Regions from separate parts of the Homo sapiens genome. Here all the other regions are linked to region 1. The links are chromatin loops, found by intact Hi-C in ENCODE. Cell type or tissue: endothelial cell of umbilical vein. All regions are shown on one strand. Each heading gives the region's core, and the rest is flanking DNA. Links, peaks and the distances in the headings are about the cores only. Region 1 has its middle 9.5 kb from the start of RHOB. Region 2 overlaps HS1BP3 (HCLS1 binding protein 3). Region 3 has its middle 11 kb from the start of HS1BP3-IT1.

Evidence for each region. Hi-C counts contacts between places; a loop is a spot of excess contacts. Peaks named below come from ENCODE experiments on the same cell type or tissue, not always from the same donor. Only the 100,000 strongest peaks of a DNase experiment are listed, where the experiment ranks them.
Region 2: it touches region 1 in a loop (4-fold over the local background); 39 of 110 quality-filtered maps call a loop at or near these places.
Region 3: it touches region 1 in a loop (8-fold over the local background); 49 of 110 quality-filtered maps call a loop at or near these places.

The regions. Positions count from the first base shown.
Region 1 is chr2:20,451,303-20,461,909 of GRCh38, reverse strand. No RefSeq gene overlaps it. Among named protein-coding and RNA genes, the nearest start is that of RHOB, 9.5 kb to the right of the region's middle. In endothelial cell of umbilical vein, for the core only: a CTCF peak has its summit at 9,224; DNase peaks (open chromatin) are centred at 8,499, 9,469, 9,699 and 10,429; H3K27ac peaks cover 1,558 bases.
Region 2 is chr2:20,612,559-20,623,165 of GRCh38, reverse strand. It overlaps HS1BP3 (HCLS1 binding protein 3), which reads left to right. Exons shown (of 7, transcript NM_022460.4): 7 at 3,921-5,348. The coding sequence ends at 4,179. Among named protein-coding and RNA genes, the nearest start is that of HS1BP3-IT1, 25 kb to the right of the region's middle. RefSeq lists enhancers at 4,958-5,067, 5,452-6,343, 7,258-8,210. In endothelial cell of umbilical vein, for the core only: a CTCF peak has its summit at 5,139; DNase peaks (open chromatin) are centred at 5,025 and 5,775; H3K27ac peaks cover 2,126 bases.
Region 3 is chr2:20,598,750-20,607,841 of GRCh38, reverse strand. It overlaps a transcript of HS1BP3 not described here and the pseudogene RPS25P3. Among named protein-coding and RNA genes, the nearest start is that of HS1BP3-IT1, 11 kb to the right of the region's middle. RefSeq lists an enhancer at 8,033-8,977. In endothelial cell of umbilical vein, for the core only: a CTCF peak has its summit at 6,908 (motif pointing left); DNase peaks (open chromatin) are centred at 6,261, 6,761 and 7,877; H3K27ac peaks cover 661 bases.

The DNA.
Region 1 (10,607 bases), core at 8,108-10,607:
TTCTTCTCTCTTTTTGTCTTTATTAGTCTGGCCAGCATTCTATCTATTTTCTAATCTTTTCAAAAAACCAGCTCCTGGATTCATTGATTTTTTGAAGGGTTTTTTGTGTCTCTATCTCCTTCAGTTCTGCTCTGATCTGAGTTATTTCTTGTCTTCTGATAGCTTTTGAATTTGTTTGCTCTTGCTTCTCTAGTTCTTTTAATTGTGATGTTAGGGTGTCGATTTTAGATCTTTCCCGCTTTCTCCTGTGGGCATTTAGTGCTATAAGTTTCCCTCTAAACACTGCTTTAGCTGTGTCCCAGAGATTCTGGTACATTGTGTCTTTGTTCTCGTTGGTTTCAAATAACTTACTTATTTCTGCCTTCATTTCATTATGTACCCAGTAATCATTCAGCAGCAGGTTGTTCATTTTCCATGTAGTTCTGTGGTTTTGAGTGAGTTTCTTAATCCTGAGTTCTAATTTGATTGCACCATGGTCTGAGAGACTGTTTGTTATGATTTCTTTTCTTTTGCATTTGCTAAGGAGTGTTTTACTTCCAACTATGTGGTCAATTTTAGAATAAGTGCGATGTGGTGCTAAGAAGAATGTATATTCTGTTGATTTGGGGTGGAGAATTCTGTAGATGTCTATTAGGTCCACTTGGTCCAGAGTTGAGTTCAAGTCCTGAATATCCTTGTTAATTTTCTGTCTTGTCAATCTGTCTAATATTGACAGTGGGGTGTTAAAGTCTCCCACTATTATTGTGTGGCAGTTTGAGTCTCTTTGTAGGTCTCTAAGAACTTGCTTTATGAATCTGGGAGCTTCTGTGTTGGGTTCATATATATTTAGGATAGTTAGCTCTCTTGTTGCATTGATCTCTTTACCATTATGTAATGCCCTTCTGTTACTTTTTTTATCTTTGTTGGTTTAAAGTCTGTTTTATCAGAGACTAGGATTGCAACCGCTGCTTTTTTTTTTTTTTTTTTTTTTTGCTTTCCATTTTCTTGGTAAACGTTCCTCTATCCCTTTATTTTGAGCCTATGTGTGTCTTTGCACATGAGATGGGTCTCCTGCATATAGCACACCAATGGGTCTTGACTCTTTATCCAATTTGCCAGTTTGTGTCTTTTAACTGGGGCATTTAGCCCATTTACATTTAAAGTTAATATTGTTATGTGTGAATTTAATCCTGTCATTATGATGCTAACTGGTTATTTTGCCCATTAGTTAATGCAGTTTCTTCATAGTGTCAATGGTCTTTACAATTTGGTATGTCTTTGCAGTGGCTGGTACCGGTTTTTCCTTTCTATATTTAGTGGGTCCTTCAGGAGCTCTTGTAAGGCAGGCTTGGTGGTGAGAAAATCTCTTAGCATTTGCTTGTCTGTAAATGATTTTATTTATCCTTTGCTTATGAAGCTTAGTTTTGCTGGATATGTAATTCTGTGTTGAAAATTCTTCTCTTTATGAATGTTGAATATTGACCCCCACTGTCTTCTGGGTTGTAGGGTTTATGCAGAGAGATCCGCTGTTAGTCTGATGGGCTTCCCTTTGTGGGTAACCTGGCCTTTCTTTCTGGCTGCCCTTAACATTTTTTCCTCCATTTCAACCTTGGTGAATCTGACAATTATGTGTCTTGGGGTTGCTCTTCTCGAGGAGTACCTTTGTGGTGTTCTCTGCATTTCCTGAATTTGAATGTTGGCCTGCCTTGCTAGGTTGGGGAAGTTCTCCTGGATAATATCCTAAAGAGTGTTTTCCAACTTGGCTCCATTCTCCCTGTCACTTTCAGATACAACAATCAAGCATAGGTTTGGTCTTTCCACATAGCCCTCTATTTCTTGGAGGCTTGGTTCATTCCTTTTCATTCTTTTTTCTGTAATCTTGTCTTCACACTTTATTTCATTAAGTTCATCTTCAGTCTCTGATATCCTTTCTTCCACTTGATCAATTCAGCTATTGAAACTTTTGTGTGCTTCACGAAGTTCTCTTGCTGTGCTTTTCAGCTCCACCAGGTCATTTATATTCTTCTCTAAACTGGTTATTCTAGTTAGCAATTCCTCTAACCTTTTTTCAAAGTTCTTAGCTTCCTTGCATTGGGTTAGTACATGATCCTTTAGCTCAGAGGAGTTTGTTATTACCCACCTTCTGGAGCCTACTTCTGTCAATTCATCAAACTCATTCTCCATCCAGTTTTGTTCCCTTGCTGGTGAGGAGTTGTGATCCTTTGGAAGAGAAGAGGTGTTCTGGTTTTTGGAATTTTTAGCCTTTTTGTGCTGGCTTTTCCTCATCTTCTTGGATTTATCTACCTTTGGTCATTGATGTTGGTGACCTTCGGATGAGGTTTCTGTGTGGACGTCCTTTTTGTTGATGTTGATGCTATTCCTTTCTGTTTGTTAGTTTTCCTTCTAACAGTCAGGCCCCTCTGCTGTAGGTCTGCTGGAGTTTTCTGGAGGTCCACTCCAGACCCTGTTTGCCTGGGTGTCACCAGCAGAGGCTGCAGAACAGCAAAGATTGCTGCCTGTTCCTTCCTCTGGAAGTTTCGTCCCAGAGGGGTACCCACCAGATGCCAGCCGGAGCTCTCCTGTATGAGGTGTCTGTCAACCCTTGCTGGGAGGTGTCTCCCAGTCAGGAGGCAAGGGGATCAGGGACCCACCTGAGGAGGCACTCTGTCTCTTAGCAGAGCTCAAGCGTTGTGCTGGGAGATCTGATCCTCTCTTCAGAGCCAGCAGGCAAGAATGTTTAAGTCAGCTGAAGCTGTGCCCACAGCCACCCCTTCCCCCAGGTGCTCTGTCCCAGGGAGATAGGAGTTTTATCTATAAGCCCCTGACTGGGGCTGCTGCCTTTCTTTCAGAGATGCCCTGCCCAGAGAGGAGGAATCTAGAGAGGCAGTCTGGCTACAGTGGCTTTGCCGAGCTGTTGTGGGTTTCACCCAGTTCAAACTTCCTGGTGGCTTTGTTTACACTGTGAGGGGAAAACTGACTACTCAAGCCTCAGTAGTGGCAGACGCTCCTCCTGCCACCAAACTCAAGCATCCCAGGTCAACTTCAGACTGCTGTGCTGGCAGTGAGAATTTCAAGCCAGTGGATCTTAGCTTTCTGGGATCTGTGGGGGTGGGATCCACTGAGCTAGACCACTTGGCTCCTTGGTGTCAGCCCCCTTTCCAGGGCAGTGAATGGTTCTGTCTCACTGGCATTCCAGATGTCACTGAGGTATGAAAAAAAACTCCTACAGCTAGCTCAGTGTCTGCCCAAATGGCCGCCCAGTTTTGTGCTTGAAACCCAGGGCCCTGCTGGTATAGGCATCCAAGAGAATATCCTGGTCTGTGGGTTGTAAAGACAGTAGGAAAAGCGTAGTATCTGGGCCTGAATGCACCATTCCTCATGGCACAGTCCCTCATAGCTTCCCTTGGCTAGGGGAGGGAGTTCCATGACCCCTTGTGCTTCCAGGGTGAGGTGATGCCCCATCTTGCTTCTGCTCACCCTCCGTGGGCTGCACCCATTGTCTAACCAGTCCCAATGAGAGGAGCTGGGTATCTCAGTTGGAAATGCTGAAATAACCCTCCTTCTGCGTTGATCTCATTGGGAGCTGCAGACGAGAGCTGTTCGTATTCTGCCATCTTGCCAGCCCCTCTAATTTTTTTTTTTCTATTTTTTGTAGACACTGGGTTTCACCATGTTGCCCAGGCGGGTCTTGAACTCCTGGGCTCAAGTGATTCACCTGCCTTGGCGTCTCAAAGTCCTAGGATTACATGTGTGAACTGCCACACCCAGCCTATTATCAAGGCCCCTTTAAAGTCAAAATTCGATAACTTAATAGTTACTAAGAACCTACCATGTGACAGGCCCTGATCTAGATGCTGAGGCTGCAAAAATGTGTATGATATGATGCCCTGGGGAGCTTACAACTGAAAAAATCCTAAATAAACAAGAGTTGTTATTGTTCCATACTCATGTAGTCAACAAAATTTATTCCATTCCTGTTTGTGCTTAAGGTACTCTGATGAATCCACTCAAGGGAAGGAATCGAGATTTATTGAGGACTTAGAATAAGCTGGGCACTCTGCCGAGTATTTGGTTTGATCTTGTTTAATCTTCAAAATCATTTTACAAATAAAGAACCTGAGGCAGTAGAGGGCAGGAGGAATTGGCCCAAGAATGTGCAGATAGTGACAGACAGAGACTGGGCTTCTGTCTGTGGTCCTTGATTTTCCAGCTAAACCACACTGCCTGTCCTGCAGCAGCAGGAGATGAAATGATATGATGGGTTCCAGCCTGGGTAATATATCAAGACCCCCATCTCCACAGAAAATGTAAAAATTAGCCAGGCGTGGTGGCACCCACCTATAGTCCTAGCTGCTCAGGAGGCTGAGGCAGGAGGATCCCTTGAGCCCAGGAGTTCAAGGCTGTAGTAAGCTATGACCACGCCACTACACTCCAGTCTGGGCAACAGAGCAAGTCTCTAAAAAAAAGAAATAAACTAAAATTACAATGGGATATGTGTTATGACAGAAAGGAAGACATTCCCCTCTTACTCCACTCCTAACCCTCTTTTTTGAGGTCCCCAGCAAATTTCATGAACTTTGATCTCTTCTATTACCTAGCTGGGGATGAGAAGGTTGCAGAGGCCCAGGGTGAATCTGGGGCTCAGCTGCTTCTGCCTCCAGTTACCCCCTTCATGGTCGTGCTTGACATTCTGACTTCTTAGTTTACTGGTGAAATTACTCACCAGTTGGTCAGTATGTCATGGAAAGAGATTAGGTCATATCAGCCTGCTAGGAAACTCTTGGCTTTCTAAACCTGGTTAGCACTTTTTCCCTTTGAGTTGTTTATACATTCATTGCATTTCATCTTTATTTGTTCTTGCAGATTTGGCAGGTGACAAACTATATAATCCGTAACTTCTACCATTACCCATAAAGTTAAAACTTTGAACAATTCTCCTTTGGCATGGCTAAACCCACCTCAGAGAACCCAAGCTGGCTAACTTATGTTGGTGCTATCTTATGCATTTAGTCTGGATCTCCATTTGGCCAATGATTCTAGACATCTTTGGAGGAAATTTGTAGCCAGAAGATTGCTCAACCTAAGTAAATGGGGATAGATGGATCTTCCCATTTGCAAAATCAGCCTGGTTATGTGACCAAACATCAGAGTTTCCCATATTTGGCCATTATTGAAGAGCGTATATTTTACAAGTGATTTTTTAAGCACTTATACAAATACTATTTTTTATACTATCAGAATCCCATTTAAAATTTTTCTACCATTAAATGGCAAATGCATTCTTGCATTCCTTTTAGGTACCTCCAGAAGGTTTCAATTGTTTATCCAAGGGTCAAACAAGCTCTGGAATTAAATGGAATCAATCCTTAACAAAGTGATGAGTAACTTGCTTCTTGTAACATTTTTTCTTTCCTTTTCAGGATTAAAAGGAGAAGAAAAATATCCCCAAATGACAGCCAGAGGATAGAGGTCACCCAGAGTCATAAAAGCCCATGGTCTGTGTTTGTAGCCCTTGGAATTTCACATTCAGATCATGACTCCTAGAGTTAAAAACACAGGCCAGTTTCTCAATCCAGGATCCAAAACTTCCCAGCTTCCTCTGACACTTGAAGGTCAGCCCCTGGTGACCAGCACTGAGCACACTAGCCACCCAGGTGGTCCTGTGGAGGGTGGCCTGCAGCCCTGGAAATGCACTCCTGCTATCTGATTCTCAGGATTACCAGGAGTACTTCCCCCAGGACCTTGCTGGGCCAAAGCACACTGTGGAGATGGGGGTACAGAGAAGCCCTTTTCTCCATGGGTGCTGCCAGTGCCCAAAGCCTGGCCTTCAAGGAGAATGAACTTTCTTTCTCTTTTCTTTTCTTTTTCCTTCCTTCCTTCCTACCTTCCTTCCTTCCTTCCTTTCTTCCCTCCTTCCCTCCCTCCCTCCCTCTCTCTCTCTCTCTTTCTTTGTTTTTTTCTGGTTTTGCTCTGTTGCCCAGGCTGGAATGCAGTGGCAGAATGTTGGCTCACTGCAACCTCTGCCTCCTGTCTCCCAGGTTCAAGCGATTCTCGTGCCTCAGCCTCCTGAATAGCTGGGATTAGAGGCATAAGCCACCACGCCCAGCTAATTTTTGTATTTTTAATACAGACGGGGTTTAACCATGTTGGCCAGGCTGGTCTCCAGCTCTTGACCTCAAGTGATCTGCCCACCTCAGCCTCCCAAAGTGCTGGGATTACAGGTATGAGCCACCACACCCAGCCAAAGAGAACTTTCTTAACTTCCCTGTACTCACAGCACAGCCATTCTTCAGCTCATCTTCCTCTCATTGCTTATGGCAGCTGTTCCAAACTTTTGTCACTTCCTCAGGTCTCTTAGAAGTTGATGCTTCCTAAATTTCTGTAATTTATTTAATTAACTCATTCATTCAACTACTATTTGAGGTCCTAGGAGATGTCAAGCACTGTATAGGGCATTAGGGACACAGCAGTGAATGAGCGGACATGGCCCCACGCTTGTTGTGGAGCTTCTAAGCTAGCTCACAGTCCCTTCCAACTCCACTGACTTCCCAGGTCATCCCATCCCTTCTCCCAGCCTTCAGTTACAACCTGTACCCTGAAAACTCCCTCTTTTCTCAGCTGACCCAGAAATCCATCCAACTGGGCCAGACAGTGTCATATAGGCATCCTGGCTTCTGGCTGGCAATGAGGAAAAGAATCTCCTTATAAAGAGGATGGTTGAACAACTCGGCCAAGACTCATCCCAGAGTGCCTTTATCCTGGGGATACCTGCTCTGATCCCAGCTGAAATCTCCATGCTGGAAACCCTCAGGAAACCATTTCCCCTTCCCACCTGCCTAGGCAGGGATAATACACAGCAGCACTAAAGCCAGGCTACAGCTTTTAGCAGAACTTTCTTGAAGGTTCCTAGAGAAGAAAATTAATTATCCACCAGGTGGAACTTACAACTGGATATTGGATATGTTTTCTCCTAGAGTATACACTGGCCTGGACGGCCCTGATAGGCTCTCTCTGCCTACCCTGGTCACCTACGTAGAAAAGAAGTCACCTCCCCTCCCCATCTTATCCCCACCCAGAAATACTTTCAACACACCTAGAGCATGTTCTCAGAGAGGGAGGCCGGGAGCAGTGGCTCATGCCTGTAAACCCAGCACTTTGGGAGACTGAGGTGGGAGGATCACTTAAGCCCGGGAGTTTGAGACCAGCCTGGCCAACATAATGAGACCTCATCTCTACAGAACATTTAAAAAAAAAAACTAGCTGGGTATGGTGGTATGTACCTGTAGTCCCAGCTACTCGGGAGGCTAAGGTGGGAGGATAGCTTAAGCCCAGGTTGAGGTTGAGGGTGCAGTGAGCCAAAATCGTACCACTGTACTCCAGCCTGAGTGACAGAGTGAGACTCTCCCTCAATAAAACAGACAGAGAGGGGAAGGAGGCCCCCTTTCTCTGCTGTTTCTGGTCTTTTTTTAATTCTTTTTTAATTCTCCACTCTGTTGCCCAGGCTGGAGTACAGTGGTGCTCTCATATCTCACCACAGACTCCCAACTCCTAGGCTCAAGCAATCCTCCTGCCTCAGCCTCCCTAGTAGCTGAGACTACAGGCACATGCTGCCATGCCCAGATACTTTTTTTATTTTTTATTTTGGTAGAGATGAGAACTCACAATGTTGCCCAGGCTAGTCTTCGACTCCTGGCCTCAAGCAATGCCCCCACTTCAGCTTCCTGAAGTGCTGGGATTACAGGTGTGAGCCACTGTGTAAGGTCTGCTTTCTAAGACCACAGTTCCCATCCCAGGATTTTCTTCTTCCTAGGAAGATTGTTCTGACTAGGTCCTCTCCCTGCAGGGGGACTTCTTTCATCCATAGATTGTGGCCTTTCTGCCTGCTGAACAGTACACTGTAGTCTAACTCTGTAGAGAAAGTACACATATTGTGATGTGGGGGTCGGGGGAGGGAAGGAGGTTGAGAAGGACAGTGACTATTTGCAGAGATACCTTGCACTATCTATAAAACCAAACTCAATATGTCCCTCCCCACAAATCTACTCACCTTTTGTGGGTACCCTCCCCACAAATCTACTCATCTTTTGTGGGTACCCAAATTTGTGGGTACCCTCCCCACAAATCTACTCATCTTTTGCTTATTCTTATCTTAAATAATGGCATCATTATTTAAATAAATATGTCCCTCCCCACAAATCTACTCATCTTTTGTGGGTACCCTCCCCACAAATCTACTCATCTTTTGTGGGTACCCAAATTCGTGGGTACCCTCCCCACAAATCTACTCATCTTTTGCTTATTCTTATCTTAAATAATGGCGTCAGCATCCTCAAAGTCACCCAAATCAGAGTACTGGGCATCACCCTGGTGCCTCCCACTCAGGTTCCCACACCCTCTTTCTCCTAAATATCTTTCCAACCTGCCATCTCCTTCCCGTATCTGCACCTGGGTTCAGGCCTTCTCATCTCTACTGGAACCAGGGAAAAGTCTTCCTCACTGATCTTCCTGCCTCCAGCTTCCCTGCTCTAATCCATCCTCCACACTGCAGTTTGCTTTCTCAAACTGGAATCCCACCATACATGTAGGATTGTTTTCCTGGAGCCAGACTACCTGTGTTCAAACCTGTGTAAGTTTTGTGACCGTGGGCAAGTTGCTCGACCCCTGTGTAGCTCAGTTTCCTCATCAGTAAAGTGAGGATAATGGTGCCCGCCCCAGAGAGACTGTGGTCAGCTGCTTCTAAAATGGCTTCCAATGAGCCCACCTTCTGGTAGTCATGCCCTGTGTAATACCCTCTCATCATCATCATGATTATGACTTGTTTAGGCACACCACTATGCTAAAAACTCCAAAAGGGTAAGGATAGTGGCTGTCTGTTTAGCTGCTGTATCTCAAGCTCTTAGCATTGTGCTAGGTTCACAATCTTATAGTCAACGATAAAAGAATAAACAGGAAGAAACTGAACTGGGGTCCTCCAGACTCTTACCTCTTGGGCCAGAAAAGGAGCTGCTGAGAGTCGGGGGGCACTCTGAGAGCCCAGGTGCTCCTTCCAGCCAGAAGATGGACCAAGTAAGTAAGGACCCAGCAAGCTGGCACCCAAGGTCCCTTTTGGTTTCACAGCCTCCTTGAGGCCAGGGTGGAGGTTTCTCCGGAGCACAGGGATCACAAAGCTAGTCCTGTGTCTGAATCACATCCCTGGAAGGCACAGAGGAAACAATGAAATCTTCATCACCAACCCCCTCTCCTGGCCTGCCAGATAGATGCTCCTTGTTTTGTGAACAGGGAGCGAAGAGGAGAGGCTGTGTTTTACTTGGCTAGGTAATACCACTCTTCTTGACTGAAGAAATATACGCTAGAGGGACTAAAAGTAGAAAGTAGTTCTCACCCAAGACAGCTTTATTCCCAGAGGCGAGGCCCTACAGTAACATAAAGAAGCTGTATGTATCCTCGATGTGCCAATGGCCCAATTATCTCCCTCCCCACCCCACCCCCAAGATTTTTTCCACCTACACATCACCCACTCCTGCTTAAGATTTAGCTCAAATGATTCCTCCTCCATGACACCTTCCCCATCTTCCCGGGCAAAAATAGGTACCTGTGCCCTAGGCTCCTGTCGTGCCCTTGCCTAATGCCTCCATTACATCATGCTATAATTGTGGTCTTGGTGGATGCCTTCTTGCAACTGCCAGGGGGCCACCAGGCTGTGAATGAGCTCCTGGAGGGGGAGGACTGTGTTTTATTGCTTTTGTATTCCCACCTCATCAGAGTTCACAAAGTAGGTGCCAACGCTGATTAAATTAGAGTGCTGTTGCATTCTGAATTCAGGAATGGCAGAAATAGGTTGGGGCCTGGTGGCTCATACCTGTAATCCCAACACTTTCGGAGGAGGATATAACAGGACTGCTTGAGCCCTGGAGTTCGAGACCATCCTGGGCAAAATAGCAAGACTTTGTCTCTACAAAAAAAAATTTAAAAGTTAGCTGGGCACACCTGTAGTCCCACCTACTCAGGAGACTGAGGTGGGAGGATTGCTTGAGCCCAGGAGGTTGAGGCTTCAGTGAGCTATGATGGCACCACTGCACTCCAGCCTGGGCGACAGAGCAAGACCCTGTCTCTTAAAAAGGAAAGAAAGAAATGAATCTCTAGAAGGGCATTAAACCCATTTTTGCAGAAGAATGTAGGGAAGAGAAGATAGGAGTTATGTGTGGCTTATCTTAGAAGGAAAGCTCTCTGGAAGCTATGTACTCCGTTGTGTAAGGAAGTCAAGACTGCAGGGCATAGCACCATAAGTCTGTGGAATTTAATCTATTTTCATAGGAAACCACCTCCCTACTCTGTACACTGACAAGGACTCTCCCTTATTCGAAGCCAGTAGTTCTCAAAGTGTGGTCCCAACCAGCAGCTTGTCATCACTTAGAACCTTGCTACAAATTCAAATTCTTAAGCCCTAGCCCAGACCTACTGGATCAGAAACTGTGGGGTTAGGCCCAGCCATCTGTGTTTTAACCAGCCCTCCGTGTAATTCTAATACACACTTGACTTTGAAAACTGAAGTTCCAAGTCTACTGAAACTCACGTGAAAAAGACCTTAGAAATACAATCCAGATTGATTAAAGATTAAGATTAAAGGA
Region 2 (10,607 bases), core at 4,003-6,502, 170 kb before region 1:
TCTGCCTCCCCACCCAGCCCCCCAGTTCTCCCCAGGCCTTTACCTCCACTGGCCACATTCTCAGCAGACTCAGTGTTGTGCGTGTCTCCAGCTCCCACTCCATGCTCCAGGACACAGGACTGTGCCTGGGATTCAGAGGAAGCCAGGCCGCCTCTTTCCAGGAACGGCTTATGTGACACCAAGGCATGCAGGCCCTGGAGGCTGTCATCTGTACCCCTCATTAGCAGCCTCGGGCTATTAGACAGCCCTGCAAGTGCCCGCCAAGCCTGAGTCACCGTGACGGCTTCTGGTATTTACATGTCCCCAAGGCCCCTGGCATCTGTTCACTCTCATCCTGTGTCCTCGCTCCTGACATCCCAGCGGGCTGGAAGAAACCAGGATTGTTATTTTATTAGAGGGAAACCGAGGCACAGGGAAATGAAATACTAGAGTCTGCCTGCGGAGCAGCAGGGCCAGGCCGAGCATGTCTAGGAGTCCATGTGTCCCAGTGGGGTGGCTCTCGTGGGACCTTTCTGGCCTAGTTTATTCTAAATCCGTTACTTCCCAACCTGTGTTCTGCAGAACGTGGTACAGTGGGGTGGTCAAAGGCTATCTTCAAAGGGGCTCTGTGGCTGATGAATTGGGGAAATGCCACAAAAAGCAGGGCTCGTAGTGCGCGGGCCAGCACCACATGGCACTTCACGTTCTCATTCATCCCTGGGCCCCCCACTCTGTGGTGCCCCTTAGCATCCCGCAGAGCGCTTGGGGAGTCCCTGCTCAAAAAGTGTGGGTCCCGCACCCCCACCTTCACTTTAGCAGACATCTGCTAATGAAAGGATTAACTGCTTTTCTTTTTTTTAAATTCAGACAAATTCAAAAAGAGCCGTAACACTGGGATTAGCTTCTTGAGAGCAGGAACCACATTCATTCTTTGTGTCTGCCCTGTGACTATCCAGGGAGTAGTTGGACTTCCTCATAATAAAGAATGTTCTGATAGCCATTCATTCATTCATGCTTTCACCCCTTCGTTCATTCTGTCACTAGCCTCAGCCACCCTGAGGCCGCGTGGGGTGTACACTGAGCGGGTCGAGGCTAAGAAGGCTTTGTTCCTTCTGGCTGTGCAGCCACACCAGGGCAGGGCCTCTAGTCTAGATGTTTAGGTGAGTCTTGTCTTCCGCAGGAACCCAGGGAGAAGGAATGGGGCCAGGGTCTTAGAGCTCCCTTACCCCCCACTGGTTGACCTCACACCAGCTGGGCCTGGAGGAGAAAAGAGCTGGACCTTGCGCTAGTGAGAGCTAGTCCTAGTCATGACTCAGAAATAGGGTGCTTGGAAAAGGGGTGCCTTGCAGCCTCCTGTGTCCCAAGAGCAGCTATGCTGCCTCCCACCGTGGCTGACCACCCGTGTACACCACCCACCTGGGAGCAAATCCAGCTGCTGATTAGTTCCAAAGAGTCACTGCTTTGCCAAGCAGGCTAATCCTGAAATCTGACATAAGCCTCTAGCGGCTGCTTTATTTTCCAAAGGGCCCCTATTTGAGGATAATTCAGTCCCTTTGAGCTTTTCCCAGGTACCCTCAGCCTTCAATGGAGGCTGCATCATGCCAGTGGAGCTGGCACCTGCCCTGGGGGAGTCAAGGAAGGGCTGCCACTTGGAGGGAGCTCCGGAACATCTGACCTGAGGTGGCCAGGAGCAGACTGGCCATGAGTGACACCTCCTGAAATCACCTCTACCCCAAGACAGCTGGTCTGTCTATGAAGGCCCGGCTTGGGCCAGTCCCTCTGGGTTTGTTCAAGAAGGACACCTTTTATTCATTTCTCTGCCATCCAAACAGACTCTGAATTCTCTCTCTGGGGTTTGTGCCCCATCACAGGAGGTTGAGCCAGGAAGCAGGCAGGGTGTCCGGAGCTCCTTCCACAGCTGGCTCCAGGCAGGCATCCACCCCTGGGGGTGCTGTGCTGGACACCTCCATACTCACACAGGCTCTCTGGTAGTGCCAGGAGTTGTCCTGATCAGAGGTATCGCCTCTCTATCCCCACCCCTGCCCGGCCCTGCCCCAGGGCAAGAAGCCGCTGCTCATGAGCCTGCCTGGTTCTTCCTGTTCATTCTCATTCCCACCTCCAGACCTCTGCTGTCTGCTCCCTTCTTCAGAATTCTCTCCCCTATTCATGCCAGGCTCACCCTTCTGAAAAGACCCACCTTCCCAGGAGGCCTTCCCAGCCTGCTCTGGCCCAAGGGCTCACTCCCTTCTCTGGACTTCAACACCTTCTTTCCAGGCCTTTGCAATTATGTGGCCCCTGTCTGACTGGGCTGGGGGGTGTCCCTCATTGTAGGTGGAGGCACTGCTTTTCTGTGTCTTATGCCCACTTGCTCAGCCCCTGTGGCTGTCAGTAGACATCAGTACATACAGCCTTCCTGTACATTTGGAAACTACTTTCCTTGTGTTGTCTTATTTGATCCTTGTAAGAATCCCTGTGAGGATGGTAGAGCAAGTACAATCCCACTTTATAGAAGAGACTGAGGACCAGGGAGGAGGAGTGGCCTGAGGCTGCCTGATGGAGGAGTTGCAGGGTGAGGAACGGAAGCCAGTTCTCCTCCTGCAGTGCTGTGCTTCTGTGTACAGTTCCGTGCAGCAGTGCCAGTGACACTGTTACTCCTGCTTGTAGATGAGGAAGCCGAAGCTTGTAGAGACCAAGTGGGTGCTACAGGTCTTCTGCCTTCACTCACCTGATTCCAGCATGGCTGAGCGATAGACGTAGAGATGCCCGTTAGCACAAGGGAAAACCTCGCCGTGACACTGGAGTCTAGGTGCCCCAGCCAGGGGAACACACCCCAGAGAACCAGCCACATGCAGGCCAAGTCCTGTTCATCCTCACACTAGCTGTGGGTCTCAGGGCAAGGCCCTTTGCCTCTCTGCACCTCAGTATTCTCAGCTGTAAAACGGGGCTAATCTCTGCGACCACACAGTGTTTGGAGATTATTGAATGGGTTAATGAATGTGGAAATGTCTGGCCATCACGGGTGTTCAGCACAGAGCTGAGTGGGTGGAATGGATTGAATGAGTCTTCCACTGTGCATCTGGTCTCCAGAAATCAAGTTCTGGAGAATCAGTGGCCTGGCCTGTTTCTTGCCCTCAGTACCCAGGGATGGTCCTGAGTGACCGTAACACTGCCAGGGCTTTTTGCCCACCCACCAGTGGGAGATTAGAGGTCTGGGGTCATGACAGAGTCTTGGTGGGCCCTGGCCGAGGCCATCCTCAGCTCTCACTGGGTTCCGTCTGGCACCCGTGTGGCCCACAGCGGGGCACTGTGGGCGGGCCAAGCCTGTACCACCATGGCTCAGCGCCCCTGGTTATTCTTTCTCTGGCTGAACTTGCTTTGGATGAGGGCTCAGCTTCTAAGGGCCGATGTCCTGTTCCTTCCAACAAAGGCACTGTCACATACCATCCCCTCGAGGTCACTCGGCCTCCTGGGACTCCAGCGTCCTCATCTGCGTGATGGAAGCACAGTCATGCCTCCCCAGAGTGGCGTTTTGAGGATAAGATATGATAACGTGTCTGAAGTGCTGTACAGAGCGGGAACTCTGTACATAGTAGCTGGTGGTTATTTCTGAAGGGATTGGAGGGAAAGCCCCCTACAGAAGGCAGCGTGTGTCAAGTGGGGTCACCTGAAGAGCAACTCTCAGGAGGCTGCGTGGGGCCTGCCCTGTGCCTGCTTTGCTGTGGGTGGGAGGGAAGGAGAGCCCTGGCCTTCGTGTCTCCTCTGGGCAGGATGGGTGGAGGGGCCAGAGTGGAATGGGGCAGAGCAGGGCGGGGCCTTGACCTGGCCGAGGCTGGGCTCCCTGCCGCTGCCCAGCCCCGTGTGGGCACTGGCATTGCCTGGGGTCTTGTTCCTGTCACGGGGTGGCAGTGTTATGCTCAGGGTTCCTCCCTGTGGTTCCCTAGAGTTGAAGAGGACTTGGACCAGATTCTGAACCTGGGAGCTGAGCCCAAACCCAAGCCCCAGCTTAAGCCCAAGCCACCAGTGGCAGCTAAGCCGGTGATACCCAGAAAACCAGCTGTTCCCCCCAAAGCGGGCCCGGCTGAAGCTGTGGCTGGGCAGCAGAAGCCGCAGGAGCAGATCCAAGCCATGGACGAGATGGACATCTTGCAGTACATCCAGGACCACGATACACCAGCCCAGGCCGCCCCCAGCCTCTTCTGACCCTTCCATGCTGGCCCCTGGCCCAGCAGGCCTGTCTGTGGGGACATCGGTGTGAAGGGAAGGGACTGGGCCCTGCAGGGTCAGAACCTCCCCACCCCCAGGGGAGGCCAGGCAGAAGCCTGGGTCACAGCACCCAGAACTGCATGGTTCCATTTTCTCCGGGGCTGTGGGGCCAAAGTAGAAGCCTGCGGGCTGCGGGAGCGGCTCTCACCCTAGGAGCCAGAGCCCAATGTGTCTTATTCCCCGTGGACATGAAGGGGAGGGAGGGTGTGGGGATGCCTTGCCAACCAGAAGCCCAGCCCCAAGGATGAAGCAAGACATGTGGGGCCGTAGCGAGGTGTCACATGGGGCAGGGAAGCTTCATGCCCACGGGTTCTGCCAGCCCCAGCACAGACCCAAACTGGGGCTGGGCCTCTATCCCTCCTCTGCCTCTGTTCGCATAGTAAGAAGGAGTGACCGGTATCCTCCCCTTCCCCTACCCTAAGCTGTAGCCTGGGTGACTGACTGGCCTGGGCCTGGGGTGGGGACGTCCCCAAGCCAAATTACTCCAGGGCCTCTGCTCCTCGTGGCTGCCAGGGGCCTGCAGGGTCTGGGTGGGTCTCCCAGGAGAGGAATACTGAGTGGGAGATCGGCTGTCTGGAGTGTTCTGATGCAAGTCTCTCTCTCCTGAGCCTCCTCTTGATGCAAGCTCTAAAGGGAGAAGTCAGGCCCTGCCTCTCCAGGGTATAGACGGCCCTGCTAGGCCCCAGTTCTTCCTCCTTCCCCCTTTCCCAGGAAAGGCCAGCCCAGTCCATGGCCTTCTTGGGCCTCTGGGCACAGAGCCAATGTTCGTCATTGCAGCTCTCAGCAAACTGGGTCATAGCTTTCCCCACAGCTCAGCCTGGGGCCTGGGCAGGGCTCCCAGCCTGCACCGCCTCCCACTGCCAGTGGGGCATGATTCTCTCAGGCTTCTGCCCCGAGGCCTTCGTCGTCCTCAGGGTCTGGACTTGGTCAGTGGCCTTTCACCAGTGGAGCTGCCTTCCCAGGGAGAAGGAGCCGTGCGCCAGGGCAGGGCCCGTGCCTTAGACTTCTCCCGACCCCCAGAGCGCTGGTACACAGGTCTAGGCACCACACAGTGCTTTGGAAATTCTCAGTGAATGATGTTTAATAAAGCAAAAAATGTCAAGGTGTCTTTCTTGGATATAATTCTTCATGTTCAGAGCTAGTTTTTTGTTTTGTTTTGTTTTGTTTTTTAATGAAACAGTAGTTTTAAAGGAAATGCAACCACTATTGCTCCTTGGCCCTGTCCTGCCTGGCAGAAGCATTGAGCGGGTGGGACTAGGACCTCAGACCCTTTTCTGATAGACACCAAAGCCAGCCCTGAGGGAGCCCCCGGCTGATGGTGCGGGTGGTTTGCAGCCATCAGTGTTGAGTGTCTCAGCTCCTGGCCCGTGCCAGGACCTGTCTGCTCTGTCCTGCATCTGATCACGTCCCTCTCCAGCTGTGGCGCCCTGTCCTGAGCAGCTTCCCCTCCACCAGTGCTAGAGTGAGAGGAAACAGGTGGTTTTGGGGTCGAGAGCTGACTCCCTCCTCCTCCGTCTTAACCCAGGCTCAGAGGGTCAGCTCCCTCCCCAGGGCTCTGAGCCAGCTCTGGGACAGCTCCAGCACCGGCTCCACCCATTTGCCTTCCCCCTTCACACCCGCCCCTCCTTCCCAGCACTCAGCCCCGGGCCCTGCATCCCTTGCTGACTGCAGCGGAAGGTCTCAGTAGGAGTGGGGAGGGGATGGGGCCAGGTCTTCCTCCGAGAGGTGGCTCCAGCTCTCCTCTGGGCTTTGTCCCCTCCCTGCCCTTTCTGCACCCTGATGCTGGCTCCCTGCCTCCTGCTCCCCACCTGCTTTGGGTCAAGTGACATAGGAGCAGAGGGCACAGCGGGGTAGGTGGCCACAGGGGCTGGTGCTCTGCTTGGGGTCACTGGCAGAACCTGGCCTGCCCGTTGTGTATTCATCCACTGTGGACGCCACCTCCTCAGTGGTCTGGACTCTCTGGACACCATCACAAAGACCCCCAGATATTGATGCTCCAGTATCTGTGGCTTGTTCTTCACCCACAGGACTGCGACTCATGGCCAATCAATGATCCTTGTCGCCTGATAAAGCCTGTGCCTGTGACCCATTCCAGCCTGTGTTAGTGATGTTCTTTTCTGTGCCTAGGCTGATGGCAGACCACCAGGGAGGGGAGAGGGGGAGAGGATTGTCCTTTAAAACAATGGACTCAGCCAGGGAAGCTGCCCTGCCCCAGTCACCCAGGCTGCTGCTTAGGGTAGGGGAAGGGGAGGATTCTGGTCACTCCTCACTATGCCAACCAAGGCAGAGGAGGCATAGAGTCCCAGGCCCAGTGTGGTCATCGGGCCAGTAACTGCACAGCCAAGACCCATGTAGAAAGAAAGAGGACCCCTTTCTGTCTCCAGACCTACCCCCTATTCTCCCACAGTGGAGATGGTCTAGGCTTGGACTGGCCCTGGGGCCCTTTCAGGTCTGACATCAGATGGCCCTGCGCCTCTGTCAGCAAACCCGCCCTGGCCTTCAGGGCTCAGGTTCTTAGATGCAGCTTCAGCCCTGGGACCCAGGGATGCTGAAGTAGAGAGTTCTGTCAACTGAAATCCACTAGAGAACTAGAAACAGGTTCTCAGGGAGCCTGAGAGGCCTCCTGCAGGGACAGAATGTGGCCTCTATCCCCCCCAAGATTTTGGTTGGAGTCTTGTAGCTAAGATTGAGCTGGAGTCCTGGCTCCTGAGGACAGGCACTTTGGCCATTCTGAGAAGGTCTGCTCAGGCCAGGAGCCTGCAGCTGAGAGTTCCCTGTGGAAGGGAAACAGAAGTTTAACTGGGGACAACAACACTTGTTTATTTCGAAGCCTGTTGTGAGCCCATGGACAGGATGTACTGTCTATGGCTGGGGTCCCACTGCTCCCTTCCTCCCGGCATTGTTCCTCTTAGGAAGCCGGGAACTCAGGCCAGTTCTGGAAAGTCCCTAGGGCCTTCCCTGGCCAGGCCTGTGTCATGGGCCCCCCTGGAGAGCACCTACCTGTTGAGTACTGGTGTCCCATGACCACGTCCATACAATGTATCTGGGACTAAGTTCACCTCCATGTGCCCCACGGGCTCCTCTGAGTCTCAAGCTCTCACACAAGGTACAGACGAGACAGCAAAGTCCAGCCACTCTCTGGGGCCCTGTGGCCTTATTGTCCAGCGGCCACCTGGGCGTTGTGTTGACATACTTGGTGCAGTGATTTAATACCCGGTGTCAGGCTGATGTGGAGGGTCATTCCCATTTCTCTAGCTCACCAGCTGCCTAGCTGAGCCAATCCTGGGAAACAGAGAGGGTAACAGAGCTACCAGCATGTCCCCACATAGTGGTCCTGCCTGCTGCTATTGGCTTCATGTGGGTTCACAGCTGCCCAGAGCAAACATAGTCAATGCTCAGAGCCTCCTCAAGGAGCTGAAGTCTCAGCATCAAGCTATGAATGGTCCCACTCACTACAAACTCTGATCGCTCCAAACCATTCCCTGCTCAGCACCCTAAGGCCTTGCAGTTGGGGAAGCTGACTGAGGGGCCGGTGGGGAAGCAGATCCAGGGGCCGGTGGAGGAGCAGTAGGGACTGGCCCTTGAGTTCTCATGCAGCCCACAGCATCCTGTGAAGCAGCAGCCAGGTTCTGTGGGCACAAACGGCCAGGGTTCCAGTCCAGCTTGGCTGTGTGATATCCCCTCACCCCACAGTGCCAAGTGAAGAGACTTACCCACCCTGGGTCCTGGGAGGAAGCCAGGTAGACTATAAAGTCCTCTACGTGCCTGAAGGAATTTCAGTGGACTGGTCATGCTAGATCCTCACAGAGGGACTTCCCTGCCCGGTACCAGCTAGCTCCTAACAGGAGGTGGCAGGCCACTGGGCAAGTGATCAACAGGCCTGTCAACAGCTCAGTCAAGTCCCCAGCCCCAGTGCTGACCACTGACTTCTATGCCAGGCCTGGCGCTGCGACACACAGAATCCCACGCGGTACACAGATATCCACCCTCCTCTGTGGCTGGCCTCTCACTCCTGTGCTCCGTGGCTCTGGCTACTGGGAAGAGCCAAGCAATTTCATGTGTCGGGTCATGCTCAGGCTAAAGCTACAGCTTCTGAAGTGGGATTATGGGCTCAGCATGTGGCCTCGGTAAGCCGACTCTTTATTGCTGACTTTCAGAGGCCTGATGCTTCTCTGCCAACTCAGCACATAGCAGCCGCCTCTGAATGGCTTTTTAAATAAAGCTGGGCTAGCTCTCTCCAGGCCAACTGGCCAATCATGTCGTTTGTTTTCCCACATGCAGAGCTCATCCATAAACACTAAGCACGTAATGGGCACCTACCGTGTGCAGTACCTGTTCCAGGCAAGTTGGAGGAAGCAAAGATGAAAAAACTTGAGCCATTAAAGCCAATTCTACCAGGAGCCATGCTGAGCCTCTAGTTTCACTTCTGTTCTCTGGGCCTTCTGCCTGAACCTCAGGCACAACTAAAGGAGGTGCCTCCTCCATGCGGCCCTCTCTGCCTGTCCTTCCCCCTCTGCCACCTGCCAGCATGGACAGTTTGTTACCTGCAGCCTGGGCTCAGCTTTTGTTCCATTTCCTGGAGCTGCCTTGGCAAAGCACCATAAACTGGGTGGCTTTAAACCACAGGAATGTATTATCTCACAGTTCTGGGGGTCACGAGTCTAAAATCAAGGTGTTAGTAGGGCCATGGTCCCTCTGAAATCTCTAGGGAAGGATCCTACTTTGTTTTGTCCTGGCTTCTGGGGGTTTCCTGGCAACACTTGGGGTCCCTTGGTTTATAGCTGTATCACCCCAGCCTCTGCCTTTGTCTTCATATGAGTTTCTCTCCTCTGTGTCTGTGTCTTCACACGGTGTCTTCTCTGTGTCTGTGCCCAAATTTCCCTCTTATAGGAAAGAATACCAGTCATTGGATTACGGCCCACTGTAATCTGATATGACCTCATTTCCCTTTAATTATACCTGCAAAGGCCCTATTTCCAAATAGGAGCACCTTCACAGCGTCCTTGTGGACATGAATTTGAAGGGACGCAATTCGACCCAGTACAGTTACCACCTGTCCTGAGCACGTGGCATTCAGCAGCAAGCAGAGGCCCATTCCATTCTGCAAGGCATGCCCCCTGTGCCATCCCTGTGTACTCTGTGTGTTTCAGCAGTGCCATGTCGGTTTCACTCCCATGTGAGGGGACGTGTCAGGAGGAAGCTGGGCAGGCAGTTGTGTGTGTAGACACCCACCACGGGCCATCATTATAAAGTTCTGTCCTTTGCAGCTGCTGCCAGACATGTCAAATTCTCTCTATCAAAAGCTGGATCTCTTTATTAAATAGTGAAATGACTCCTTAGATAACATGTGGCACAAACTGGAGAGCTGGTGACACTCAGAGCTATCCTGGCTGGCAGGCGGGCAGCGGCGTTCCTTCCTTCCTTCCTCCAGCAGTGCCCCTCTGGAGAAGGCCTTCCCTGGCTGGACCAGCACTGTCTGTTCAGAGCCATAGGCAGCTGAGTCCTGGGGCTCCCCCTTGCCATCACCCCATTATCCTCTCGCTGGCCTCCGAGGTAGTCGGAAAGGGCTCTGAGGATGCTGGCAGTGGGAACTAAAGGCTTCCGGAGCATGGGAGCTGCAGGCCAACTGCCTTTACTGCTGCCTTCTCAAGCTGGTTTTCTTCCTTTGCTGAGATCGCCCTTGACGTCTCCACAGTGTGTTTCTGTTTTTCCTTTTGGTGTTATCGCCACTTTGCTGATTTTCCCCTAACAAGTGCTCTAGGTCCCAGAGGGCAATGTTTTTCTGGATTAGAAAGTAGAACAGCTGATTTCTTGCCCACCTGTTTCTCAGACATCAGAAGCTGCAGAGAGGCTGAGCTTGACTCAGTCCCCCCCATCCCCAGATGGCTTCATTTTACACCTAGGTTGGTTCCAGGACCCTAAATTGGGCTCTGTCTGCTTGTATGGGTGGCCCTAGGATTTGCATCGGGACCTCACAGTCTATAAAATCCATGGCTGTGGAATGGAAAATGGTGCAGCACTTTGGGAAATAGATTTAGCAGTTTTTACAACAAGTAAACATAAATGTACCACACAAATCAGCAATTCCACTCCTAGGCATATACCTAAAGAGAAAGAGAAATATATGTCCAGTCAAAGGCTTGTACACAGATGTTCATAGCAGCTTTATTTATCACAGCCAAAAAGTGGAAACAATGGAAAAGCCTCTCGGCTGGTGAATGGATAAACTAAATGCAGTAAATCCATATAATGGAATATTATTAGATCACAAAAACGAATGGAGTGATACATGCTGCAATATGGATCTACCTCAAATACATCATGTTAAGTGACAGAAGCTAGACTCAAAAGACCACGTATTGTAT
Region 3 (9,092 bases), core at 5,491-7,990, 150 kb before region 1:
CTCCAAATAGATCTACAGATTTAATGCCATGCTTATCAAAATCCCAATGTGATGTTTTTACAGAAATGGAAAAGCTAATCCTAAAATTTGTATGGAATTACAAGGGACCCTGAATAGCTAAAGCAATCTTCAAAAAGAAGAGCAAAGTTGGAGGACTTATACTTCCCAATTTCAAAAGTCACTACAAAGTTACAGTAATCAAAACAGTGTGGCACTGGCACAGGATAGACATATAGATCAACTGGATGGAATTAAGAGTCCAGATATAAACTCATACACGTGTGGCACTTGATTTATGACAAGGGTGCCAAGACCATTCCATGCAGAATAGCCTCCCAAGAAATTGTATTGGAGGGGACATCCACGTGTAAAAGAATGAAGTCAGAGGCCAGGTGTGGTGGCTCATGCCTGTAATCCCAGCACATTGGGAGGCTGAGGTGGGCAGATCACTTGAGGTCAGGAGTTTGAGACCAGCCTGGCCAACATGGTGAAACCCTGTCTCTTCTAAAAATACAAAAATTAGCTGGGCATAGTCATGGGTGTCTGTAACTCCAGCTACTCAGGAGGCCAAGGCAGGAGAATTGCTTGAACCTGGGAGGTGGAGGTTGCAGTGAGCTGAGACCACACCACTGCACTCCAGCCTGGGCGATGGAGCAAGACTCTGTCTCAAAAAAAAAAAAGAATGAAGTTGCACCCTACCTCATACCATATGCAAAAATTAACTCAACATAAATCAAAGACCTAAATATAAGAGCTATTACTATAAAACTCTTAATAAAAATATAGGGTAAGTCTTCATGACCTGAGATTTGGCCATGGATTATTAGATATGACACCAAGAGCACAAGCGGCCAAAAAAAAATAAAAAGATAAATTGATGAATTTATCGAAACTAAAAACTTTTGTGCTTCCAAGGACAACATCAAGAGAGTGAAAGACAACACAAAGAATAGGACAAAATGTTTGCAAACCATATATCGTTTAAGGATCTAGTGTCTAGAATATATAAAGAACTCCTACAACTCAACAACAAATAACCCAATTTAAAAATTGGCATAGGATTTACATAGGCATTTATTCAAAGAAAATATACAAAGGACAACAAACACATGAAAATATGTTCAGTGTCTTTTTGTCTGACATCTTAGCGAGGCTGTAGCGTTCACCGCTGCTCTCTGAGCTTTGCAATGCCACCCAAGGACAAGAAGAAGAAGAAAGACGCTGGAAAGTTGGCCAGGAAAGACAAAGACCCAGTGAGCAAATCCGGGGACAAGGCCAAAAAGAAGAAGTGCTCCAAAGACATAGTTCGGGACAAGCCCAATAACTTAGTTTTGTTTGACAAAACTACCTAAGACAAACCCTGTAAGGAAGTTCCCAACTGTAAACTTATAACCCCAGCTATGGTGTCTGAGAGACTGAAGATTTGAGTCTCCCTGGCCAGGGCAGCCTTCAGGAGCTCCTTAGCAAAGGACTCATCAAACTGGTTTCAAAGCAGAGTTCAAGTAATTTATACCAGAAATACCAAGGGTGGAGATGCACCAGCTGCTGGTGAAGACGCATGAACAGGTCCAACCAACTGTACATTTAGAAAAATAAAACTTTATTAAATCAAAGAAAAAGAAAATATGCTCAGTGAAATCATTAGTCAAAAATATACAAATCAAAACCACAATGAGATACCCACTTAAATCTATTCAGATGGCTAGAATTTTTTTTTTTTGAAAGAAAAATAACAAATGTTGGTGAGGATGTAGAGGAACTGAAAGCTTCATACCCTGCTGATAGGAATGTAGAATGGTATGGTCAATATGGAAAATAGTGTGGTGGTTCCTCAAGAAGTAAAATAGAATTACTGTATGACCCAGCATTCCACTCCTAGGTATATGCCCCAAAGAATTGAAGACAGGGGTTCGAACAAAACTCATGCAAGAATGTTCCTAGTGGCACTATTCACAATAGCTAAAAGGTGGAAACAACATAAACATCCATCAGTGGAAGAACAAATCAACAAAATGTGGTTTATCCATCCAACAGAATATTATTGAGTCATAAAGAACAGCCCTAAAGTATTAGTACAAGAAGTGCTGACACACACTAGGACATGGATGAACCTTGAAAACATTCAGCTGAGTGAAAGAAGCCAGTCACCAAGGGTCACACATTGTAGGATACCATTTATATGAAATACCCAGAAAAGACAGATTTAAAGAGACAGAAGAAGGTAGGTAGCTGGTTGCCAGGGGCTGGGAGTGCGGGGAGGTATAGGTTTTCCTTTGGGGGGTGATGACATATTCCGGAAGTCGATAGCAACAAGAGTTGTACAGCTTTGTAAATATACTAAACACCACTGAATTGTACCCTTTAAAATGGTTAAAATGGTAAATTTTATGTGATGTGTATTTTACCACCGCCACCACCAAAAACAAAAAGTTTACCTAGGACATGATGGGAACAAAAGGAAGGTGGCCTTGCCTGCCAGGCCGAGGCCTTGGAGTCATCGATGATGAGGGGTGAGGGTGACATGGAAAGCCTGAAGGGTGTGGAGGATGGAAGGCATGAAGCAAGTGGGGGGTGCAACCTGTGTCTATAGATGATGCTGAAATCTTGATGAGGAGAAGCTGGGGAGCCATGGGCCTCCCAGGTTTGGGAAGCTCGTGTGTGTTTGTGCACTTCCTGTGAATAATAAGAGCTGGGACTTGTCTGTCTTGGCTGCATCTAAACTGAAGACAAATTCTCCCCTGGTTTGGCAGGAAACATTTGAAGCTATTGCCAAGACATCTGTTTCATCATTCTTGGCAACAAAAGGCATCCTGAGAGAGAGACTCAAGGCTGGAACTGGGAACATCCATGATTCTTTTTCCTTTTCTCCCGTGGGACTTTAAATGAACGCTCCCAACCTCAAGGAGCCTGGGCTGCAGAGAATCTGGTGTTTAGGGAGAGAAATGAGTCGGAGTGGGGATGGGAGGGCAGGTAGTGCAACCAGGTGAGGCCCAATAATATCCTGAAAACCCAGACTCCGTGGCAGAGTCTCTCTCAGGGGATGGGATGGAAGCATCTTCCCTCCTCTGCGACCTGCTTGGCTTCTGGCATGAAGAAACTGGGGGAACTGGCCCAGAACAAAGAACACAGGTTTTGCTGTCAGACAGGCTGGATGTGAATCCCAGCTTGCTCACTCTCTAAGCCACCTTGAGCCAGTCTCTGTGCTCTCATCTATAAAAAGGGTAATCAATGTCTACTCCACAGATTTGTTGTTGCAATTCAGGGAGGTGCTCACGTGAAACATGAGCAGAGCCTGGCTCACTGGAGTGGCTCAGGACATGTCCTGGAATCCTCCAGAGAATTGGGCTGAGAGGCCACTGAGCCAGGCTCACCTATCCCTGGACCTCAGTCGACCTGTCTCTAACACGAGGAGGCCTGATGCTGACTTTCTGTAATCTCACGACAGAGAACTCCATGCCCAAGGCTGTCCCGGGGCAGTCTTTAAAAGCAGGCTCCTTATTCAGGGGCTGAGAGAAGCAGAATGTGGGGTGTAGACTAGAAAGCTACTGATTCTGCAGCTGAGGGGTGAATGACCACTGAAGTGTAGACAGCCTCTTAGACCATCCCCTAGGCTCCATGGGGAACAGGGACAAAAGAGGCATCCTCAGCTACACTGCAGCTCCTGCCTTCCAGAACCTCCCCTGAGTTTCTCAGCCCCTTAAGGTCTGATGAATTGTTATTTAAATATTTAAACATCATCAAGAGCACTTGTTAATTTCCAAAAAGGGAATCTGCAGGCCCCACTCATTTAGGATGTTGGGCACCTTCTGAGGGCAGGGGTCTTGGAGGGCCCTCTGGGAAGCAGCGGACTGGGCTCCTACCGAGCTCCAGCACTCTCTAGACCCAGTGCAGGCCCACTGGGCATCAGGCATAGCTGTCTCCATTTTAGGGAGATGAAGCGATTTGTGTGAGGAGCTTACATAGCTGGGAAGCGGCTGAGCCGGAGTTAGAACCCATCTCTGGAGGGCCATGTAGGACCTGGGTTCCCATTAACAGTCTACTGAGTAGGCCAAGCATGGTGGCTTCCATTATGTTTTTTAAAACGGCTTCATTGAGATATAATTCATGTACCATATAATTCACTCACTTAAGGTGTAAATTCAATAGTTGTATTACATGCATAGAGTTGTACAAATACTACCACAATCAATTTTATATTTTCATCACTTCTAAAAGAAACTCTATACTCCTTAGCCATCAAACCCCAATCTCTCTATCCCCTCAACGTTAAGCAATAACTAATCTACTTTCTATCTCTCTCTATTTGCCCATTCTGGACATTTTATATATATGGGATAATGTAATATGTGGATTTTTGGTAATTCTGACTTCTTTCGCCTAGCATACTGCTTTCAAGGGTCATCCATGTTGCAGCATGTATCAGGAGACCTGGGCCATTCCTTTCTAGGGCTGGATAACAATTCTTTGCATAGCTTTACCGCATTTTGTTTATCCATTCATTAGTTAATAAGCATTTGGCTTTTTTTCACCTTTTGGCTATTGTGAATAATGTTGCTGTGAACATTCATGTGTAGTTTTGGTGTGGACCTATGTTTCTATTTCTCTTGGACATATACCTAACAGTAGAATTGCTGGATTATATGGTGATTCTATGTTTAACTTTTTGAGGAACTTCCAGACTGTTTTCTAAAGTAATTGTGCCATCTTATATTCCCACCAGCATGATATGAAGGTTCCCATTTCTCCACCTCCTCCCTAACAATTGTTAATATCTGTCTTTTTAATGATAGCCATCCTCATGAATGTGAAGTGACAGCTCATGGTGGTTTTGATTTGTATCTGATGACTAATGATGTTGAGCATCTTTTTTGGTGCTTGTTATTAGCCATTTGTATATCTTGTTTGGAGAAATGTCTATCTAGATCTTTTGCCCATCTTTATATTGTGTTGTCTTTTTATTATTGAGTTTTCGAAAAGAGCTTCTTATGTATTCCCGATAAACCTTATCAGATATATAATTTGCAAATATTTTCTCCCATTCTGTGGGCTGTATTTTCACTTTCTTGATAGTGGCCTTTGAAGCACAAAACTTTAAAATTTTGATGAACTCCAATTTATCTAGTTTTTCCTCATGGGCTTGTGCTTTTGGTGTCATCGACTTTCCAGTTTTTAAAAACAATATTTAACATAGACAAATTTGACCATACCAAAACAGTCATCAGATTTCAAAAACTGTATACAAAATGAGCAATCATAAGGATTTGAGAATCTGTTAAAGAGCTATTGATGTTTCGGTTTTTTTCAAGCTCACACTTTAAAAACTTCTTTTTTATACTCCACTTTATTCCAAAAATAATTTGATGCCACTTTTGAAAATTTGAATAAGACAAAAAGATACCATAAATAAACAATTCTGAGCAAAATGAAAGTATGCATCTTGCGATGAAACCAAAAGTAAATTCCGTGCATAGAATTACATTCACAGAGCTTCCCAGTGACCAAAGCAAAGAGGGAAATACAGTTATTTATTAATATAAGATTTGCAGGCATATGACATAAAAGTGTATCTGTAGTTTAGAAGAGACGTTGCTCTTTCTGGCACAGAGGCCAGAAATAAATTCCCCCCGCATGGCTCCTCCTAAAAGGAGAATGTGTTTGAATTTATCAGCTAGAAGAGAGCAGGTCTTGCTCTCTTCTAGCTGATAAATTCAAACACATGGATGACATCCCTGATAACCTATCTCCTCACAGCCCAATTTCCTTTCCTTTGTATTTCCAAACCCACATCTTTCTGTCTTCCTGCCAACAGTTTCGCCACACACAAAATTGTCCTTGCTGTAGTAATCTTTCAAAAAACACAAATATGAGCCCCTTGCTTCCTTTCTTGAAATTCTTCAATAACTCCCAACTGCCCTGATAAAATCCAAACTCTTCAACATAACTTACAAGATATGAGAATGGCGTGAACCTGGAAGGCGGAGCTTGCAGTGAGCCGAGATCACGCCACTGCACTCCAGCCTGGGCAACAGAGCAAGACTCCGTCTCAAAAAAAAAAAAAAAAAAAAAAAAAAGAAGACACACTTGAAAACTGGGTGATTTATAAAGGAAAGAGGTTTAATGGACTCCCAGTTCCACATGGCTGGGGAGGCCTCACAATCATGGTGGAAGACAAAGGAAGAGCAAAGGGACCTCTTACATGGCGGCAGGCAAGAGCGACTTGTGCAGGAAAATTTCCGTTTATAAAATCATCAGGTCTCGTGAAACTTACAACCACGAGAACAGCACAGGAAAGACCCGCCCCCATGATTCAATTACCTCCCACCGGGTCCCTCCCACAGCATGTGGGAATTATGGTAACTACAATTCAAGATGAGATATGGGTGGGGTCACAGCCAAACGATATCAAACCCTCACTCAGATCTGCGTTCTCTTAGTTTATTCACACTTCTAACAAGCATGTGTGTTTTTCCAAGATGACGGCAGATTAGAAGCACCAAATTAAAGTGGCAAAGAGTTTCTACAGAATACTGATACTGATGGTTTATCAGTAGTGAAAGAAACTGGAAAATTATAAAAAGCAAGTCTAGATACTCAGTAAGGGAAGTAATCTGAAGCTGCTTAGTGCAGATACAAACTCTTCTGCTTAGCCAATAGCCCTGAAGATCAGCATATTATGTGATATGGTAGAATCTGCACCTTTCACAATGATGAAGCTAATGATAAACTATTTTCATTGTACTCAATTGCAAGAAGGCATGAGAATATGCAGTACTGTTTAGAATAATTTTCTTATACACTGGTCAATGTAAAACAAATTTTTAAGTATTGGTACTTGAATTAATAAAATATTAGTTAAAAAGAAAGTTTAACTCTCCGAAACAGTGCCCTCTTGTGGGTTTCATTAACTGAAGTTTGACTCCAGAGGGAAAGAATGACCACTCCACCCTAGAATTCTCTGCACCAATTTTTAAAATAATAAAAAAATTTTGAAATACAAGAGAAATATATATTTTTTTATAAAAATACAGATAAACCAAAGGAAGAAAAAGAATTACACACAATCTCATTTTTCAAAGATAACCACTCACATTTTAAAAGATTTTTCTTCTATATTTTCACTGTCTATACATATGGATATGAGTTTTTAAACAAAAATGTTGCTTATTTACAGTTTTTGTGAACTTGTTTCCACATATCATGAGGATTTTAATGTAGAAAATACAATCAGCATCATCATTTGAATGTCCACAATCCGTGCTATTTTATGGTTGGTCTGTGTGTTACGCAAATGTCTGTTGAACATTTGCGTTATTTCAGATTTTTCTGCTCCTGCTCTGATTCTGGGCCCCAGGGTGACTTTGTGGCTGATGCTGGACCCATTCTCTTTGGTTTGCTGGGTTCTCTGTGACTTGAAAGCATGATACATCTCCTGCTAGGGCCGTTGCGACTTGTAATAATGGCGCTTTGTGGTTTAACGAGAACAGGGCTCTATTAATCCCTCTTTGTCTGACCTCAGCCAACCTCGCCCTCAGTGGAAGCAGGATTCTTAGGCCCTTGGGACCCTATTGAGCTGTTGTCATAGTGATTGGTGCCAGGGGCAGGGTCACTGGGCCAGTGTCCCTAACCAGACCATCTCTGTCTTAATGACACCCGTAGATCACAGTTGTTCATTCCCAAGCGTGGCAAGAAAAGGGACTAACAGGCTACAAGGCCAGCATTTGGTCCGACTGCACAGAGGCTGGGCTGTTGAAGCTTTCTGAGGCCTGGCATTACTCTCCCCAGGAAGGAAGCTTAACTGATTTGGCCAAAGAGCCCCCAGGGGTCCCCCTGGGACCACTCTCAGGCCCCTGAGGGCTCGCATCTGGAATCAGCTCTCACTGCTGTAACTAAGGCTCACAAGGAACGCAGGCAGACAGGCTGCCTGTGACTTCACAGAGTGGAACTTCTTGTCACTTGATGGCAGGGCTGAATGAACCTTGGAGATTATCAGGCCTGTCTCCCTGGGGAACAGATGGGGAAACTGAGGCACAGGAGCTGGACCTGATGCTGGCATATCAAGGGCACAGTGCTAATCAGGCAGTCCCTCCCTACCTCCCACCTCCAAAGAAGAACATGTTTGGAGTCTCTTGTAAAACAATTGTTATTTTTACTGTAAGCTTTTAAAGTCAGATCTTTAAAAAAAAAAAAACAGAGTGTGTGTGTGTGTGTGTGTGTGTGTGTGTGTGTGTGTGTTACACAAGAAGTCCATGAATACATTTTCCTTGAAAATAAAATGGAACATGGCAGATAAGGCTCAAAGCCCCTTTGACCTCTGTCCACAATCCCAGCCTGCCTCCAGAGATAGCATCCCGGTTTGGTGTGTATCCAAATCTGATTTTAAAATACCTAAAGCTCATTTGCCTGCCTTGGGTGGCCTGGACAATTGGGGTGACACAGGCCACGTCCCTAACTGGGCACGAGCCCAGGCAGCTCGCTGGGACAGCGTGCACCCGTTGGCTGCCTGTGGCTGGCAGGATTGCCAACATGGGATGTACTTCCCTGCTCCAGGGCAGGGGAAGGGAGGAAGAGTGGGACCTGTGGGTACTGCTGTGTCCTCACTCCCCCTGGGGCCAGGACAGCTCCTCCACCTTCTTGTCCCAGTTCCTGTTCCAGAATCCCAACAGCCCCAGCTACTGGCCCGGATTGGTTGCCGGGAGTCTGAAAAGAATAGACACGTTTCCACCAGGATTTAGCAGTATCTCCAGCAGGCTACAGGCCCCCAGGGGCGGTGCTGAGGTTGTGGGCTCCTGCGCTTGTCTCTGGTTTCCACCGACCTCACCCCATTCCCCCCACTCCCCACTGCCCTCCCTAGCATCTGTCCCTTCCCTCCCGGGACCCCTTGTCAGGGAGAAGCTCAGCTGACCATCTCAGTACTCCCTGGAGAAGAAAGGGGGAAGTTTACAAGAAGAATATAAAGAGCCCAATTATATATTCAAAGAAGTACCGGCCGGGCGCGGTGGCTCACGCCTGTAATCCCAGCACTTTGGGAGGCCGAGGCGGGCGGATCACGAGGTCAGGAGATCGAGACCATCCCGGCTAAAACAGTGAAACCC